Linked DNA regions of Homo sapiens: region 2 is linked to region 1. The links are chromatin contacts, found by Hi-C in ENCODE. All regions are on one chromosome and are shown on one strand. Each heading gives the region's core, a stretch centred on a gene start or an enhancer-like site at or near the end of the contact. The rest is flanking DNA. Distances are from core to core; before and after follow the strand shown.

Evidence for each region. Hi-C counts contacts between places; a loop is a spot of excess contacts on that map. Pooled maps may share reads with other maps.
Region 2: a pooled map of heart right ventricle shows a loop between it and region 1 (2.2-fold over the local background). The contact joins the promoter of EBLN2 here to the enhancer-like site in region 1. A Hi-C loop is called at or near these places in 4 of 168 maps with a recorded cell type or tissue (CD4-positive, alpha-beta T cell, CD8-positive, alpha-beta T cell and naive thymus-derived CD4-positive, alpha-beta T cell), 4 of 37 single-sample maps with no recorded cell type and 10 of 50 pooled maps.

What each region holds. Positions count from the first base shown.
Region 1 is chr3:72,677,251-72,680,564 of GRCh38, forward strand. All of the region lies in intron 5 of LOC105377161 (a long non-coding RNA gene), which reads right to left. Among named protein-coding and RNA genes, the nearest start is that of SHQ1, 170 kb to the right of the region's middle. Within about 2 kb of position 1,786, at least 2 of the 41 ENCODE cell types and tissues checked have a DNase peak (open chromatin) inside an H3K27ac peak, as active enhancers do.
Region 2 is chr3:73,059,595-73,062,908 of GRCh38, forward strand. EBLN2 (endogenous Bornavirus like nucleoprotein 2) reads left to right here and starts at 2,065. Exons shown (of 1, transcript NM_018029.4): 1 at 2,065-3,314. The coding sequence starts at 2,488. The coding sequence ends at 3,306. PPP4R2 (protein phosphatase 4 regulatory subunit 2) reads left to right here. Exons shown (of 9, transcript NM_174907.4): 5 at 1,429-1,466.

The DNA.
Region 1 (3,314 bases), core at 536-3,035:
TCAGTGATGCTTCTTCCACCTGCTAATCTCATAGGATCCTCTAACCCACGCAGGAAGTTTATAGGCAGGATTATCTCCCTTTCCAAAAGCCAGAACAATAACCTGGCACCCTCAATCCAGACCCTGGCACCAATGCCACATCTGACCCAGCACACCCAGGTCACCCAAGGAGCCTCCCGTCCCGACCCAGATTGCAGCAAGAGCCAGGCTGGAGCTTAGGAATGCAGCACTGATTATCCCCACTCACCTCCACTGGCAGGTGAAACTCTGCCATGGCATTCCTTTGCTTTTGGAGTGAAGACCCAAACTCTTACCTAGGGTAAAGGTCCTGAACATCTGGCCCCCGTTCACCCGCTGGCCTCTTCTTCTCCATTCTCTGTCCCAGTAACACTGTTCTTACATTCCATGAAGGTGCTTTGCTTCCTCTCACCCCAGGACCTTTGCATATTCTGTTCCTTCTGCTTGGAATGCTCTTTCCTCTGATCTTCACCTAGAAAACTCACCCTTCAAGCCAGGGGCAGTGGCTCATGCCTGTAATCCTAACACATTAGGAGGCTGAGGCAGGCAGATCACTTGAGGTCAAGAGTTCAAGACCAGCCTGGCCAATATAGTCAAACCCCATTTCTTCTAAAAATACACAAATCAGCCATGCATGGTGGAAGGTGCCTGTAGTCTCAGCTACTTGGGAGACTGAGGTGGGAGAATCGCTTGAACCCGAGAGGCGAAGGTTGCAGTGAGACGAGAACACGCCACTGCACTCCAACCTGGGGGACAGAACGAGATTTCATCCCGCCTCACCCCTCAAAAAAAAGAAAAGCAAACTCATCCTTCAAATCAGCTCCTTGAGGAACCCTCCACACCTCCATAGTCGGGGTCAGTGTCTCTGTAGACCATCGTGGAAACTCAAAGCATTTGCTGAGGTTATGAGAATACATTTACGTGGAATTATCTGGTGAAAACATGTGTCTCCCAATAGATGTAAGATCATCAGAGCAAGGATCATACCCATGTTTCTAGTCACCATTCCTAGCAGTTAGCCCAGGGCCTGCCCCAGAAAAAACCCTCAAAAAACATTTATTAAACAAATGAAAGGAAGAGAGAGAGGGAAGGAAGACGGAGAGAGGGAGAGAGGAGTTTTCTGTGCCTCAATTAAAGATTCCATGTAGTAAACCACAAGCATTTCAAAGATGTTGATTGACCTCTTAAACTAGAATGAACATGAAGAAAATAAAACCATTACAAGCATTAGAGGATTTATTGGCTAAGCCTGGCTGCTTTTCGTATTATTCCCTATGTTTTCCTTTTACTGGAACCACAGGACCAAAGTCCAGGGCATGGGGGGAGACAGGAAGCGACAGAAACGGAAAAAATAAAGGAAGGAAAGAGAGAAGGAAAGACAGACAGGAAGAATAAAATAGAGGGAAGAGGGTGGATGGAGGATAGGAAGAAGAGTTCAAGAAGGGTGGGAGGAACCCACCTAAGCCTGATAATTCTCAATGAGGATGGAAAGTAAATAATGCAGGGTCATTCTGCAAGCCCACACTGAAATACACAAACCCCACTACGCCCAGGAGCTGGCATGGTATGGGCCCATGACAGGCCATTAAATGGAAGCTAGACAGAAAATATGATCCATGGAATTAAAGGCCTTAGAAGGAGGCTTGCTCTGAAGCAAAAAGAAGGAAACAAAGATCAGGGCTGACATAGGGAGGGAGTAGAAAGAGTGCGGAATGTGTCACGCCCTTCCTCTGCCAGGAGACCTCTGTCTTCCCCTGTGGCTATGATGACAATATGAAGGGATGTTTATTGCTAACACAGCAAAATGTGGTCCAGTGGCCAGGAGTTTCCCTGGCATGATTCATTCATGTTCTGAGCAAATGAACAAGAGTTTGCATTGTTGGAGGGGTTGTGGCACACATAAGGTAGTGGGGCGAAAGTGTGGAGATGTGGCCGCTCGTGTCAGCAGTCGCTGGAGGCAGGTACAGATGCTGCACACTGATGGAGTCCCTGCAAAATCCCCACCTCTCAACTCAGGTTCTGGGAGCCCTGGGGAAACACAATGTGGACCTTGGTTTTACTGTAAAGAATAGCAAGCATGTGTATTCTCTTGGGAAGGGCAGACGGCCTCAGGCCAGCATCTCAGATGCTGCTTTTTAAGCAAGGAGGAGTTTACAAAAAGATAGGAATACAAGCAAAAACAATAGGAAGGATGACTGCAAAAAGGAGGGAGAATTGCTAAGGTAGCAACTTGGGGGATGAGATGCCTGGTGAAATGTCTGAGGGGAAATCAAGTAAACCTCCTCCACCAACTCCACTCCTATGCCCCCATCCCTAGGCAGTTTGTTCCTGCTGGGACCATTCGTTCAGTGCTAGAACTCACAAAACCCTTTCTGACAGGCAAACATAGATAATTTACTGACTCATGTAATTGAAAAGCCCAAGGATTAAATGGTATCAGGCATGGCTGGATCCAGGAGCTCATGAAGTGCTATCAAGACTGTTTTTCTCCCTCTGTCTCTTGGATCTGTTTCTGTCTCTGCTGGCAGGATGTCTCCAGTCCTAATAGGGGTGGTGGCAGCCATCCCTGCCTAAGGGGTGCTTCTCTTTCTCAATAGTTTCCAAAAAATCTCAGGCCTGAGTCTTATTGGCCACGGTTGGGACACGTGCCATCCCCAGAGCCAGGGATAAGGAGTGAGTCCCAGCCAGATCGAGGTGTTAATAGCCAAATGATGACAAATGGCTATTGTACAGACAAAAACAACAGATGTAACCACAGAAGCTGTGTGGATAGCCACAAGATAATAGCACCCCTCCCCCACGAATTTAAACACAGATGCTGGTTGCTAGGGAGGGATGCTGAGGTCAACACACACATTGGTTATTTTCTGAAACAGAGAGAGCTTGGTGGAAAAGATTCCTCTCCTGGCTGGTCGTTGGGAGTTTTCTTGGCAAATCCATTCTGAATCTCCAGAATTAGCAGACCTAGAGGAGGCATGTGAAGACTTTGCTGGAATGCTATTCATTCATTCATCACTCTCTCACCTCCTTCTTATTCTTCAACTCTGCCATCTGCCTTCTTCCCATATATCACAAGGGGAACTGTCCTTATGAAAATTGCCAATGACTCCTCTCTTGTGGATCCTATGGAATTTTGCTCCTTTCCTTCCTGGGTCTCTCAGGAGAACCTTCTGGAAACATGCTTTACCCATGGCTCTGCTCCCATTCTTCCCATCCTCCCACTGTGAGTACATTTACTCCTGTGCCTTCAGTTTCCATCTCTGTATTGGGTCCCAGTCCAAATTTATAGCCAGGAC
Region 2 (3,314 bases), core at 815-3,314, 380 kb after region 1:
TGGAGGGGGTTGAGGGAGTGTTAGAATAAGGGAAGGGTATTCTGAATAAAGGAAATGGTGTGGGCTGGGTGTGGTGGCTCATGCCTGTAATTCCAGCACTTTGGGAGGCTGAGGTGGGTGGATCACGGTCAGGAGTTCGAGACCAGGCTGGCCAACATGGTGAAACCCTGTCTCTGCAAAAAATACAAAAACTAGCCGGGCGTGGTGGTGCACGCCTGTAATCCTAGCTACCCAGGAGGCTGAGGCAGGAGAATTGCTAGAACCTGGGAGACGGAGGTTGCAGAGAGCTGAGATGGCACCATTGCACTCCAGCCTGGGCAACAAAGTGAGACTCTGTCTCAGAAAAAAAAAAAAAAAAGGAAATGGTGTGAAGAACAAAGATTCAAGGTGTTTAAGGGAATGAAAAGTAAGAAATTGACTTGTCTTGAGTGAAAAATGAAGGAAGCCCTGTGAGAACCAAGATTGGACTAATGAGTTCTAATTTTCAGTTGATGGTTGGTCCGGAAACACTCCCCTGTTCATTTAAGGATCTGGTTCAAATCCACTTTATTTTACCCTGGGAACAGGAATCAAAAACCATTACATAGTGATTTACAGTAGTTTTTGTGGCCATACTGGATTAATATATTTTGTTGATCCTCTGTACACTCAATTGAATAATATCCCCAAAGGCCAGGAAACTGAGATGGCTCATCAGTACTTACTTTTCAGCTCCAGGAGTTGTAATAATTACATTTTGGAGATTTTCAGATAAAGTAGCAATATGTTACAGTAGTCATACCAGGTGCCCTGCCTTTAAATCAGGGTTGCAGTGTTTCATAGTTGTGTGACCTTGGGCCAGTTAGTTTTCTCCTCTGTAAAATGTGGTTAATAATAGGGCTGGGAGGGGGATTAAATGCAAAACACTTACTGTGACTCATACTAAACTTTCAGTGAACACTGAATATTAGTAAAGTTATTTTTACTGGGAAGATCATAAATATATTACAAAAAAGGTTTGAGTCTCTTTCTGTGGGATATATGATGCAACACAACAAGCCGTGGATTGGGTGTTGCTTTGTAAGGAAAATCAATTACATATGTCTTAAGTACTTCAATCTCTCAACATCTTTGTTGATTCCATCTGAGCTTAGTTACTCTACTACGTATAGTGTATGATGTTACGGGTCTAGAATAACTAGATTAGGGTAAAAAATAAGTATAGGAAAAAAAAAATTAGTGGCTGAGTAGGATATTCTCTTTTGGTCCTTTGTTATTGTTTTAGTTTTTGCTGTTTCACCAGTTTTCATTTTTAACCATTTTCCTTTACTAGCAAAATTAGAATCAATGGGAATTTAACCCACCAGAGTGATTTTAGAAACAAAAATGATGAAACTTTATGTTGTAGTACTTTTCTTCATACTAAATCACTGATTTTTGTTATTGCAGAATGTGATGGTTGTTAGCTGTGTTTATCCTTCTTCAGAGTAAGTATATTTTTTCTATTTCTAGTATATTATTTACTATATTTAATCATTTTATTGCTTCTAATATATTATTCTTAAAATAGACTGAATTTATTTAATATGTAATTAAGTGTGATAACATACTTGTGAACCTACCATTCAGTCCCCAAAGTAGAATATTACTAATAACATTATCTATATGTTTTTTCCATTAAAGAGATTTGGATTAAAGAGATTGGTGATTTACTGTAATTTTAATATTGTTGGATTTACATACTGTGGTGGCACTCATTGCCCTGAGATGCCATTCTAGATGCCTTTCCAGGGTGTCTCTAGGGCATAATTCCCATGTTTGGAATAACTACTTGATGGCTTTTCTCTTTATGATGGAAAATATTTCCAGTTGTCAAGATTTAGATATAGCAAAGTAAGAATTAAATTTGGATACAATTTCTCAACCTTGGAACTATGGACATTTTGTACCAGATAATTCTGTTGTGAGTGGGTGTCCTGGGGATTATAAGAGGTTTAGCACTGTCCTTGACCTCTACCCACTTATGCCAGTAGTGTTCCCCTCTCCAAATATCTTTAGACATTGCCAAATGTCTCTTGGAGATGTGAAAGGCAGGGAGGGGAGGTTGTCCCCTGCTGAGAACCATTGGTTTAAGGTTAATCTGGCTCTGCTTTCATAGACTACTCTGTTACCCAGGCTGGAGTGCGGTGATGAGTGATCATAGCTCACTGCAGCCTTAAACTCTAGTGATCCTCCCGCCTTGGCCTTCCAAAGTGCTGAGATTACAGATGTGAACCACCACACCCAGCCCAGTCAATTTGTTTTTAGAATGTTCCCAAGAATATAGTTATGTTGCTAAATAAGATACTAAAATAATCCCATACTATATTTCTTGACAGAAAAACTATTAAAATGTATACATGATAAAAATTTCTTTTATGAAGCAAAATATGTTTTGTTTTGCTCATGAACGTGAGGTATTTTGGAAAAATGGTAAAGAAGTGCAGAGTCAAGTCATAGCGACTAATAATGGGTTATTTTCTTAAATTGTATGCTTATGTTAATTCTCACAGTCTTTTTGTTTGGGTCTGTGACAGATCTTACAAAAGATCTTTTAGACCTATGATTCTTAACAAAATTAAAGAATTAAGTCGGAACCAATTTTCCACAATGTCTCATCTAAGAAAGGACTCACAGCCCAGCAGCCCAGGAGATGACGCAATGGACAGGAGTGGGCTCCCTGACCTTCAAGGAAGATTTGAGCTATCTGGGAAAAACAGACAGTATCCACTGGATGCATTGGAACCCCAACCCAGCATTGGGGATATTAAGGACATTAAAAAAGCAGCCAAGTCTATGCTAGACCCAGCACATAAATCTCATTTCCACCCTGTGACCCCAAGTTTAGTATTCTTGTGTTTCATATTTGATGGGTTACACCAGGCATTACTGAGTGTTGGTGTGAGCAAGAGGTCTAATACTGTGGTTGGGAATGAGAACGAGGAAAGGGGTACTCCTTATGCTAGCAGATTCAAAGATATGCCTAACTTTATTGCCCTTGAGAAGTCATCAGTTCTCCGCCACTGCTGTGACCTTTTGATAGGCATTGCGGCTGGATCAAGTGATAAGATTTGCACCAGCAGTCTCCAAGTTCAGAGACGATTCAAGGCAATGATGGCATCTATTGGAAGACTTTCACATGGTGAGAGTGCTGATCTGCTAATCAGCTGCAATGCAGAATCAGCCATAGGTTGGATCAGCTCAAGACCATGGGTTGGAGAATTAATGTTCACACTTCTATTTGGAGACTTTGAATCCCCTCTACACAAGCTACGCAAGTCAAGTTAGTTGCCAAG